Linked DNA regions of Homo sapiens: region 1 is linked to region 2. Evidence: chromatin contacts called from ENCODE Hi-C or POLR2A ChIA-PET data. All regions are on one chromosome and are shown on one strand. The core of a region is the stretch at or near the end of the contact, and the rest is flanking DNA. Distances in the headings are between cores, read along the strand shown.

Region 1 (4,340 bases), core at 1,571-4,070, 260 kb after region 2:
CAGTACACAGTGTCCTCCACCTCTGAGCCCGGGGCTGGCTCAGGAAACAGCCCCCCTCTGCCTGTGCGATTATCTTTGTCCACAGTGTTTGGTGTGTGTTTGTGGGGTGTGTCAGGTGATTTTCCTGCCCGAAGCCTGCTGGGTGCTCCAGGTACTAGCGATTGCTCACAGCAGAGCAGTAGCCCCCTCCCTGGTTGGACAACTGTCTGTGGAGACAACACCGGATGGCAAACTGCTAACCGCAACCACGTGGCGTCCTTACAGAGGGAACAGCCTGTTCCTCCCGCTGAGGGCACCTGCAGACCTGCCCCATTCATGGCTCCCTTCTCCCTCAGTCCCTGCTGAGGGGATGGTCCCTTCCCACCCTTAAGGGCACCATGGACTGTTGTCCAAGTTGAGAACTGTCCAACTGCAGGGGGCACCATTCACTTGGCAGTCTTCGTGCCAGATGCTATGGCTGTCCACAGTGGCCCTGCCCCTTCCCTTTTGTAAATTACTTCTCAGTTCCCTCCTCCACCAGAATTATCACACCAAACTTTCCCCCATGTATGCTTGCTTCTTTATCACCTGACACTCTCATTCATTCATTCCACAAAAAAATTGTGGCGTTTGTGCAAGGTACTATTCTAGGCAAGGGAACAAGACAGACCCTCCTGGAGCTCATGGAGTTCATATTCTAGCATGGGGGAGAACCAATAAATAAATAATTGGATACATAAAACTGCAAGTGACAATAAGTGCTACAAAGAAAACTAAAGCCAGCCCAGGATAGAGGGTGATAGTGCCCTACTTCAGCTAGGACTGCCAGAAAGGCTTCTCTGTGGGGAGGTGGCCTCTGAGGGGAGACCTGGAGGCAGCAAAGGAGGAAGCCTTCCCGGCAGAGCCCCTCCCATTGGCACCCAATGCCAAAAGAAGTTTCTATAACCCGTCCTGGTTCTGCCAGGAGCCTGCGGCATGGCCTGGGGCGCTCAATTCCCAGTGCAGGGTGTCTATTTCTTCCCCCAACAAACAAGAGGCCTAGTCGCATAGTCTCTTCCAGCACAAATTCACCCACCTGTCGGCTTGAGGAACATGACAGGAATCTGGGTTGGAAGGCCAACTCAGCCACCCACAAGCTGTGTCATCTTGAGCAGGTTACTCAGCCTCTCTGAGCCAGTTTTCTTTCCTATAAAATGTCAGGGAATTGTGGAGGATTAAATGAGGTTGTGGAACTGAAACCACCTGGCACAGGTGCTATCTATGAAGTGAGTGCTTCATAGATATTTTCTGGGGCTGCGCCTAGGTGAGGTGGGGCGAGGTGGGGTGAGGTGGGGCGAGGTGGGGTGAGGTGGGGCGAGGTGGGGTGAGGTGGGGCGAGGTGGGGCCTGGGGGTGCGGTGAGGAGGCGGCTTCCACTGGAGGAGCCTGGAGAAGGCAATGCTGACCCCAAGACGCAAAGCTCTGGTGGCTGCCCAGGTCTGCAGTGGCAGGGCCCGGGGAGCTGGCCCAGGCTGGGACCCTACCTCTACCCACCCCGGGCCTGTGCACTTCCCACTGACAGCAGCCGGTGGGGCGGGCAGGGAGCTACAGTGGGGCCCCCAAGAACTGTCACTCCGCGGCCTAGCTTTCAACATCCTTTGGGGCCCAAGCCACTCAGTTCAACCTCTCTTCCTTCCTCCTTCACTCAGGCTGTTTTGAGTGAGGGCCAGCCACACTCAGACTCCAGCCATGGTGCTCCCTCTCAGCTCCAAGAGCCCAAGGCAAGGAGGTGGAAGGTTAATCAGAGTCCACCCTGGTCAACACAACTTCCCTAACACCTGATGTGAGTTTAGGCATTTAGACCCTGCCGGGAACCCAGAGGAACATGCAGGTGCTCAGCAGGTGCAGGGTGCGGGCAATAACACCAATAGCAGTAATAATAACTAGCCTTCTCGGCTGCCATGGGCCAGGTGCTTTTCATCTAAGACCTTGCTTGATGTTAATCCTGAGATGTGGGCATTTTTTATCCCCTTTCATACTTGAGGAAACTGAGGCTCCAGGAAGGAGGGGTTGTGGGGTGTCGGCGGCAGGGTTTGTGGGCCTACTTCCTGCAGGACAGGAACCTTGCAAGGCACAGGGGATCTGGAGAAGCAGAATTGGAAAGACTCGGGTGGGTGGACCAGCCTGAGGCTGGGGAAGGGCCTTGCAGGGGATTCCTGTCCCACAGATGCCTGCAGGCCCAGGTGTGAGGCCCCCAGCCCCACCACCCCAGCCCAGCCCACAGCTGCTGTGTCACAACCCCTAGAGCGGCTTGGGACTCTGAGTCTCCAACAAGCTCCCAGGTGACCTGGAAGCAGCTGGCTCAGTCTGGGAGGCCAGAGCTGGGCTGCAAAGCCCTGACAAAGCCATTTCTCAGGCCCTCCTGACTTTGAGGCAGGAAATGATCATCATGGCAGCTAATATTAATTGACACCTTACCTGCACAGTAGGTGCTGTGCTAAGCACTTTGCATATGTGAACCTACTTAACTCTCACAATAGTTCTGCGAGGAAGAGAACCTGGGCACAAAGAGGCTAAGTGACTTGCCAGTCATACAGTGCTGGCATTGAACCTGGACACCTGGCTCAAGGCCACACATCTGCCCGCAAAGCAGGATGCCTGGGGTAGGGAAGGCGGCAGGGCAGGGCCTCGAGCACTGGGTCTGAGTGCGGGGCTGGACCTGGTAGGCCCTGGGCAGCAGCAGGTTTCTGAGCAGGGGACCGGCATGCTCCCCAGGACTGGCCACATGGTGTGCGCGTGAGGGAGGCCTGGGCAGACAAGCTCAACACCACTAAGGGCTGAATGTGAAACCCTCCCGCAGGGATGTGGTTTTGACATGAGAAGGCAAAAGAAATAACGCTTCCCTCAAAGGAAAGAACTGACAAACAAAGCTGGGCGCCCATGTGTCGGGCACAAACACTAAAGGTGGAAGTTCAGACGCTAGGAAGGGCGCCCGCAGCCACTTCCTCTGCCGCCCCTCTTCCCCTGCAACAAGGCCTAGTATAGATAGGTGCACAGCTCCTGGGCCTGAGGTCTAAGGACAGCCAGCCTGGGGGACCACCTGTCTGTCCACATGTGTGTGCAAGAGGTCAGGGAGAAAGGGCCTCTGGGTGCTTGCTTGCAGGGAGTGCCTGTCCCCATCCCACCCTGCTCCTGCAGCCGAAAAGGACAGACGCCCTGACTCTAATCTGTACCTCTGGGGCCTCAAAACCACAGCCACGTCAGCCGCGCATGCATCTGGACTAGGTGGGAGGTGGGGCCACCTATGCAGGGTACGCAGGTGTGTGCCAACATGCGTGTGCAGGGCAGACATGCCCCCCCACCCCCGAGGGAGGAGGGCAAGTGGGGTGGAGGGGTCCAGAGATCCGGTGGCCGCCCGGCCCCGCTCCTTCCCCTGCCCCTGCCTCCCCTCTGAGGGGTAGCCATGGCTTTGAGGACCCCCCTTCTTCCCTCAAGCTTCTCTCTGCTCTCAGCTCCAGTGCCAGCGACAATCTAAATAAATGTCTATGGAGCACCTAAAATGGCCTGGCAAGTTCTGGGCACTTGGGAGACATCAGCGAGAAAAGTAAAGATTCCTGCCCTCGGCCGGGCGTGGTGGCTCACGCCTGTAATCCCAGAACATTGGGAGACCGAGGCGGGTGGATCACCTGAGGTCAGGAGTTCGAGACCAGCTTGGCCAACATGGTGAAACCCCGTCTCTACTAAAAATACAAAAATTAGCTGGGCGTCATGGCATCTGTCTGTAATCCCAGCTACTCAGGAGGCTGAGGCAGGAGAATTGCTTGAACCTGTGACGCAGAGGTTGCAGTGAGCCGAGATCGTGCCATTGCACTCCAGCCTGGGTGACAAAAGCGAAACTCCATCTCAAAAAAAAAAAAAAAAAAAAAAAAAGATTCCTGCCCTCTTGGGGCCCACATTTTGTTGGGGAGGCACAATAGACAGAATAAATACATTCCTTTCTTTCTGTCTTTTTTTTTTTTTTGAGATAGGGTATCCCTCTGTGACCCAGGCTAGAGTGCAGTGGCAGGATCACAGCTCACTGCAGCCTCAAACTCTTGGGCTCAAGTGAACCTCCTACCTCAACCTCCTGAGTAGCTGGGACCACCAAGCCCGGCTAATTTTCGTTTTCTTTTTTGTAGGGACGGGTCTTACTATGTTGCCCAGGCTGGCCTCAAGGGATCCTCCTGCCTCAGCTTCCCAAAGTGCTGGGATTACAGGTGTGAACCACTGCGCCCAGCCTTACATTCTATAATCCTCATGTAGGCAGTGGGTTCCATGGAAAGAAAGAGGAAGCAGATAGGGCTGGGAGATGAGGAGTGCTGGTGGGTGCGAGGGTGTGCACTC
Region 2 (4,587 bases), core at 702-3,201:
TTGATGCCAAAAGTCATGTATGAGAATGTTCTTAGGAGTATTATATAGTTACTCAAACCAGAAACAACCCAATGTCCATCACTGCTAGGCTGGATAAACAAATATTGGTTTACTCCTACTGTTACCCGAAAGGGGTCTCAATCCAGACCCCAAGAGAGGGTTCTTCGATCTCATGCAAGAAAGAATTCAGGGCGAGTCCACAGAGTAAAGTGAGAGCAAGTTTATTAGGAAAGTAAAGGAATAAAACAATGGCTACTCCATAGACAGAGCAGCCCCGAAGGCTGCTGATTGCCCAATTTTATAATTCTTTCTTGATTATATGCTAAACAAGGGGTGGATTATTCATGCCTCCCCTTTTTAGGCCATATAGGGTAACTTCCTGAAGTTGCCATGGCATTTGTAACCTGTCATGGCACTGGTGGGCGTGTAGCAGTGAGGATGGATGACCAGCGGTCACTCTTGTGTCTATCTTCATTTTGGTGGGTTCCAGCTTCTTTACTGCAACCTATTTTATCAACAAGGTCTTTATGACCTGTATCTTGTGCAGACCTCCTGTTTCATCCCATGACTTAGAACACCTAACCATTTGGGATTGCAGCCCAGTAGGTCTCAGCCTCATTTTACCCAGCTATTCAAGATGGAGTTGCTCTGGTTCAAATGCCTCTGACAATACTATAGTCTACTATTCAGCAATGATAATTAATAAATATGACACACCAAATAACATGGATGAAACTCACAAACAATATTGAGAGAAGAAACTAAACCCAAAAAGTACATACTATATGATTCCATTTATATAATGTTCAAAAACAGACAAAACTAATATAGTGTTAAAGATCAGGGTGGAGGTTACATCTGGGAAGGAGGAAGGGGTGGTGACAGCAAAGGGGCATCCAAGGGGTTCTGATACTGCTCATGCTTCATTTCTTCAGCTGAGTGTTGGTCACATGGCGCAGCCACTTTGTGAAATTCATTAAGAGTACATTGAAAAAAAAGAGAGAACTAACAGAAGGATGACTGAAAACAGCAAATATAGACAACTCTTTCTGGAAAGTGTGCTCTCAGGGGGAAGGGAGGGGGGAATGATCAGGAGCATTTTTTTTCAATTATTACTTTTTTTAAGGATGGGAGGATATGCTTGTTGCCGACGAGAATAATCCAATAAAGAGGGGAGAACTGATGCCAAAGGGAGAGGCAAGAACTGCTGGAGTGATATTCATGAGGAATGAAGGCCTAGGCTGTAGTGCAAGAGTGGAGGGCAGGTCTTAGAGACAGGGCCCCCAGGTGCTGGGCAGAGCAGACAGGAGGGGAGGCGTGGAGTGGGGGCTTGCATAGGCACCTCCTTTTCTAGTTGCTCAGGCCTTCTCCCATGAGCACCGGGTGCTGTGTGCATACTCTCATTCCCAGTCTAGGCCAGGGATTAAATGGATTCTCTGCTTCCTGAAAGGTAGACGGGAACCGTCAGGTGGGAGCTCATGGCCAGGTCTGTGGCCTTTGGGCAAAGCACGCATGGCTGGGGAGGAGGTGGAGGTCCTTGCCTGAAATGGGCTTTGCCGGGGGGCGGGGGGGTTCTGTGGATTTCTGCCATCAGGGAGCCCCTGTCCTGGTTGCCTGGTTAGGGGTAGATCAGGGGACAGCCACCAGGTGCCAGCTCCCTCCTCCTCCCGGCGCCGCTTTGTGAGCAGTGGCTGCTGGGCCGCTCGCTACTCTCCTAGGACCTCAGGGCTCTCCCTGTGAGCGGAGGGAGGGAACTTTGGCCGCAGGAAGGACTGGAAGCCAGCTCGAAAAAGCACATTCCTTGGCAGGATAAAAAACTTTTTTTTTTTTTTTAAATAAGTGTAAGGACTTAACCTTTGCTAGGAAATGGTTGCAGTATTTTCCTTTAAATGAAAAGAGACCATTGTGATTGAAACTTCGGAAAACACACAACATCCTGGTGCCGTTCTCCAGGGCCAGCTCCTGAGTTCCGTGTTGGGCCAGCTCCGGTCTTTCCTCCGGATGGTCTCTCCTTGCACCACTGAAGGGGACAGAGGACTGTACTGGTCCCTGGAAGGCCAACCTTGGGCTGCTCAGCTTCTCTCACGGGAGAAAGCTCAGGAGAAGGCCTGAGACAGAAAGGGCTTGTTGTTGCTTACAGTGACCTCCACTCAGGTCCTGCTCCATAATTTGTGGGGCCCAGTCAAAATGAAAATGTGAGCCCATGGTTCAAAAAGTATTAAGAGTTTCAAGACGGCGACACCAGGGCATCAACTCAAGTGCAGGATCCTTCTGAGCATAGCCCCTTTTAAGTGAGTGGCCTTGTGTGACTGCCCAGGTCGCATGCCAGGAAGCTGGCCCAGCCTCCAGTGGACCACTCTTATTCTGCTGGCCAGGCCTGAGTTTCTGCAGCTTCTCTCTCATGGGGCACCTCCAGGCCTAGACACAGACCCCAGAGGATTCAGGGCAGGACTCAGGACTTCCTTCTGGGGTCCCAGCCCCATCCTTGGCTCCCATATACCACAACTGGCAACAATTTCCCAACCTGGTTCTTCACTTGATTTCTCCTCATGGTTTAGAGACAGTGCTTCCCGGTTGTGAAAACATTCTGGGTTTCATCTGCGCTTGCTTGTAACCCGGGGGTCTGGAGTAATTGGGAACACAGAACAGCTGCATTGAGTGCTGGTCTACTTGGCGCTCTTCAAGCTCTTTACAAGCCTCCTCGTAGGCCTACTGTAAATAGGAAAGTACAAACACATGCCGATTTTGCCGCAGATTAAAACCATCTCCTGCGCTCCCTGGATCGTAACACATAACAGTTTGTGTTTATGCAGCATTTATTAGCTTGCATGCTACTTAGGGACTTTCATAGTTCTCTGCTAGGCGAGGCCTTAGTATTTGGGCTCTCCAGCGTCTGGGAGGCACACCATATGGAGAGTTGTAAAGCCTCATTTCCAGGGTCAGCCTGACCGCACAAGGCCAGAGCCTCTCCAGAGCTGTGCTGTGCAATGCAGTGTGGCCACTTGCCACTTATGTCTCTTGAGCACTTGAAATGTGGCTAGTCCGAGTTGAGACATGTTGTTCATGTAGAGTACATACTGAACTTTGAAGGCTTAGTACAAAAAAAGAAATGTAAAGGATCTCATTAATTTTTGGAGGGGAGGGGGGCAGGGATAGAGTCTCACTCTGTCGTCCAGGCTGGAGTGCAGTGGTGTGATCTCGGCTCCCTGCAACCTCTGCCTCCTTGGGTTTAAGTGATTCTCCTGCCTCAGCCTCCCGAGTAGCTGAGACTACATGTGTGCACCACCATGCCTGGCTAATATTTTTGTATTTTTTTTTAGTAGAGACAGGGTTTGACCATGTTGGCCAGGCTGGTCTTGAACTCCTGACCTCAGGTGATCCACCCACCTTGGCCTCCCAGAGTGTTGGGATTACAGGCGAGAGCCACTGCACCCAGCTTTCATTAATTTTTCACATTCATTGCATGTTGAAATAATATTTCTTACATAATGAAGTAAAATCCATTACTAAAGTTAGTGTTACATGTTTCTTTTTCCTTTTTTAAATGCAGCTACTAGAAAATGTAAAATTATATATATGACTTGCATTTTTTTTTTCTTTTTTTGAGACAGGATCTGGCTCTGTCACCTAGGCCGGAGTGCAGTGGCATGATCACGGCTCACTGCAACCTCCACCTCCTGGGCTCAAGGGATCCTCCCACCTCAGCTTCCTGAGTAGCTGGGACTACAGGCATGCACCACAACACTCGGCTAATTTTTGTATTTTTTGTAGAGATGGGGTTTCGCCATGTTGCCCAGGCTGGTCTTGAACTCCTGACCTCAAGTGATCTGCCCACCTTGGCCTCCCAAAGAGCTGGGATTACAGGTGTAAGTCACGGCACCCGGCCTATGGCTGGCATCTTATTTCTGTTGGATAGCTCTGCTTAAAGCCTCTCTTTGTTGTATTTACATACACACACACACACACACACCATACAAACATATGCTCCTGAGCTACTGACAGGATCTTGGAAAGAAAACCAGGCACAGTGAGATCATGTGACTTAACCCCAAGTGTCACACTCTCTAGGAACATTCCTCAGAAGATCCCGTGGCCACCTAATACTACCAACCTAGAGGCTTTTATTTGGCCAATGGTAATCTGTCTGCCTTGCCTTTTAAAATTAAAAAAAAATTAATTTAACACCTGTTTATTGAACACCTATATTTGCAAGGGAGTATGACTTAGTGATTTCAGAGTGCAGGCTCCAGAGACCACATGACTTGGATTCTAGACCTGGCCCTACCAAATGAGCTATATGTCCTTGAACAAGTTTGCCTTCTTCATGCCTTGGTCTTCTCATCTGCAACGTGGGAATTATGACATCCAAAGGACAGAATCAGGATGGTGACCCAGGTTTCTACTTCATGGGCTTATTGTGAGGATTGAATGAGATGAGGCACAGAACACCCTTGGCCTGGAGTCATTCTGCTGTAGGCAGCCATGGGCCTGATCTGGCCCCTGGACTTTCACAGGGCTCAGCAGACTCTGAGGAAGGGAGGGAACCATGATCCCAGAGAGGCTCCAAGACAGATTGGAAAGACCATC

Evidence for each region. Hi-C counts contacts between places; a loop is a spot of excess contacts on that map. ChIA-PET counts read pairs that join two places held with the same protein, here RNA polymerase II (POLR2A). Pooled maps may share reads with other maps.
Region 1: a map of heart right ventricle shows a loop between it and region 2 (28-fold over the local background). The contact joins two enhancer-like sites. A Hi-C loop is called at or near these places in 1 of 168 maps with a recorded cell type or tissue (heart right ventricle) and 2 of 50 pooled maps. POLR2A ChIA-PET finds 5 or more read pairs at or near these places in 1 of 52 experiments (PC-9).

The regions. Positions count from the first base shown.
Region 1 is chr2:43,131,316-43,135,655 of GRCh38, forward strand. It overlaps LOC105374570 (a long non-coding RNA gene), which reads left to right. Exons shown (of 3, transcript XR_940018.3): 3 at 1-1,059. Among named protein-coding and RNA genes, the nearest start is that of LINC02580, 31 kb to the left of the region's middle. RefSeq lists a silencer at 349-398 and enhancers at 1,957-2,720, 2,504-2,553, 2,721-3,482, 2,994-3,063. Within about 2 kb of position 2,821, at least 20 of the 41 ENCODE cell types and tissues checked have a DNase peak (open chromatin) inside an H3K27ac peak, as active enhancers do; they include heart right ventricle, where a contact is called at or near this core.
Region 2 is chr2:42,873,725-42,878,311 of GRCh38, forward strand. No RefSeq gene overlaps it. Among named protein-coding and RNA genes, the nearest start is that of TRI-TAT2-1, 65 kb to the left of the region's middle. Within about 2 kb of position 1,952, at least 18 of the 41 ENCODE cell types and tissues checked have a DNase peak (open chromatin) inside an H3K27ac peak, as active enhancers do; they include heart right ventricle, where a contact is called at or near this core.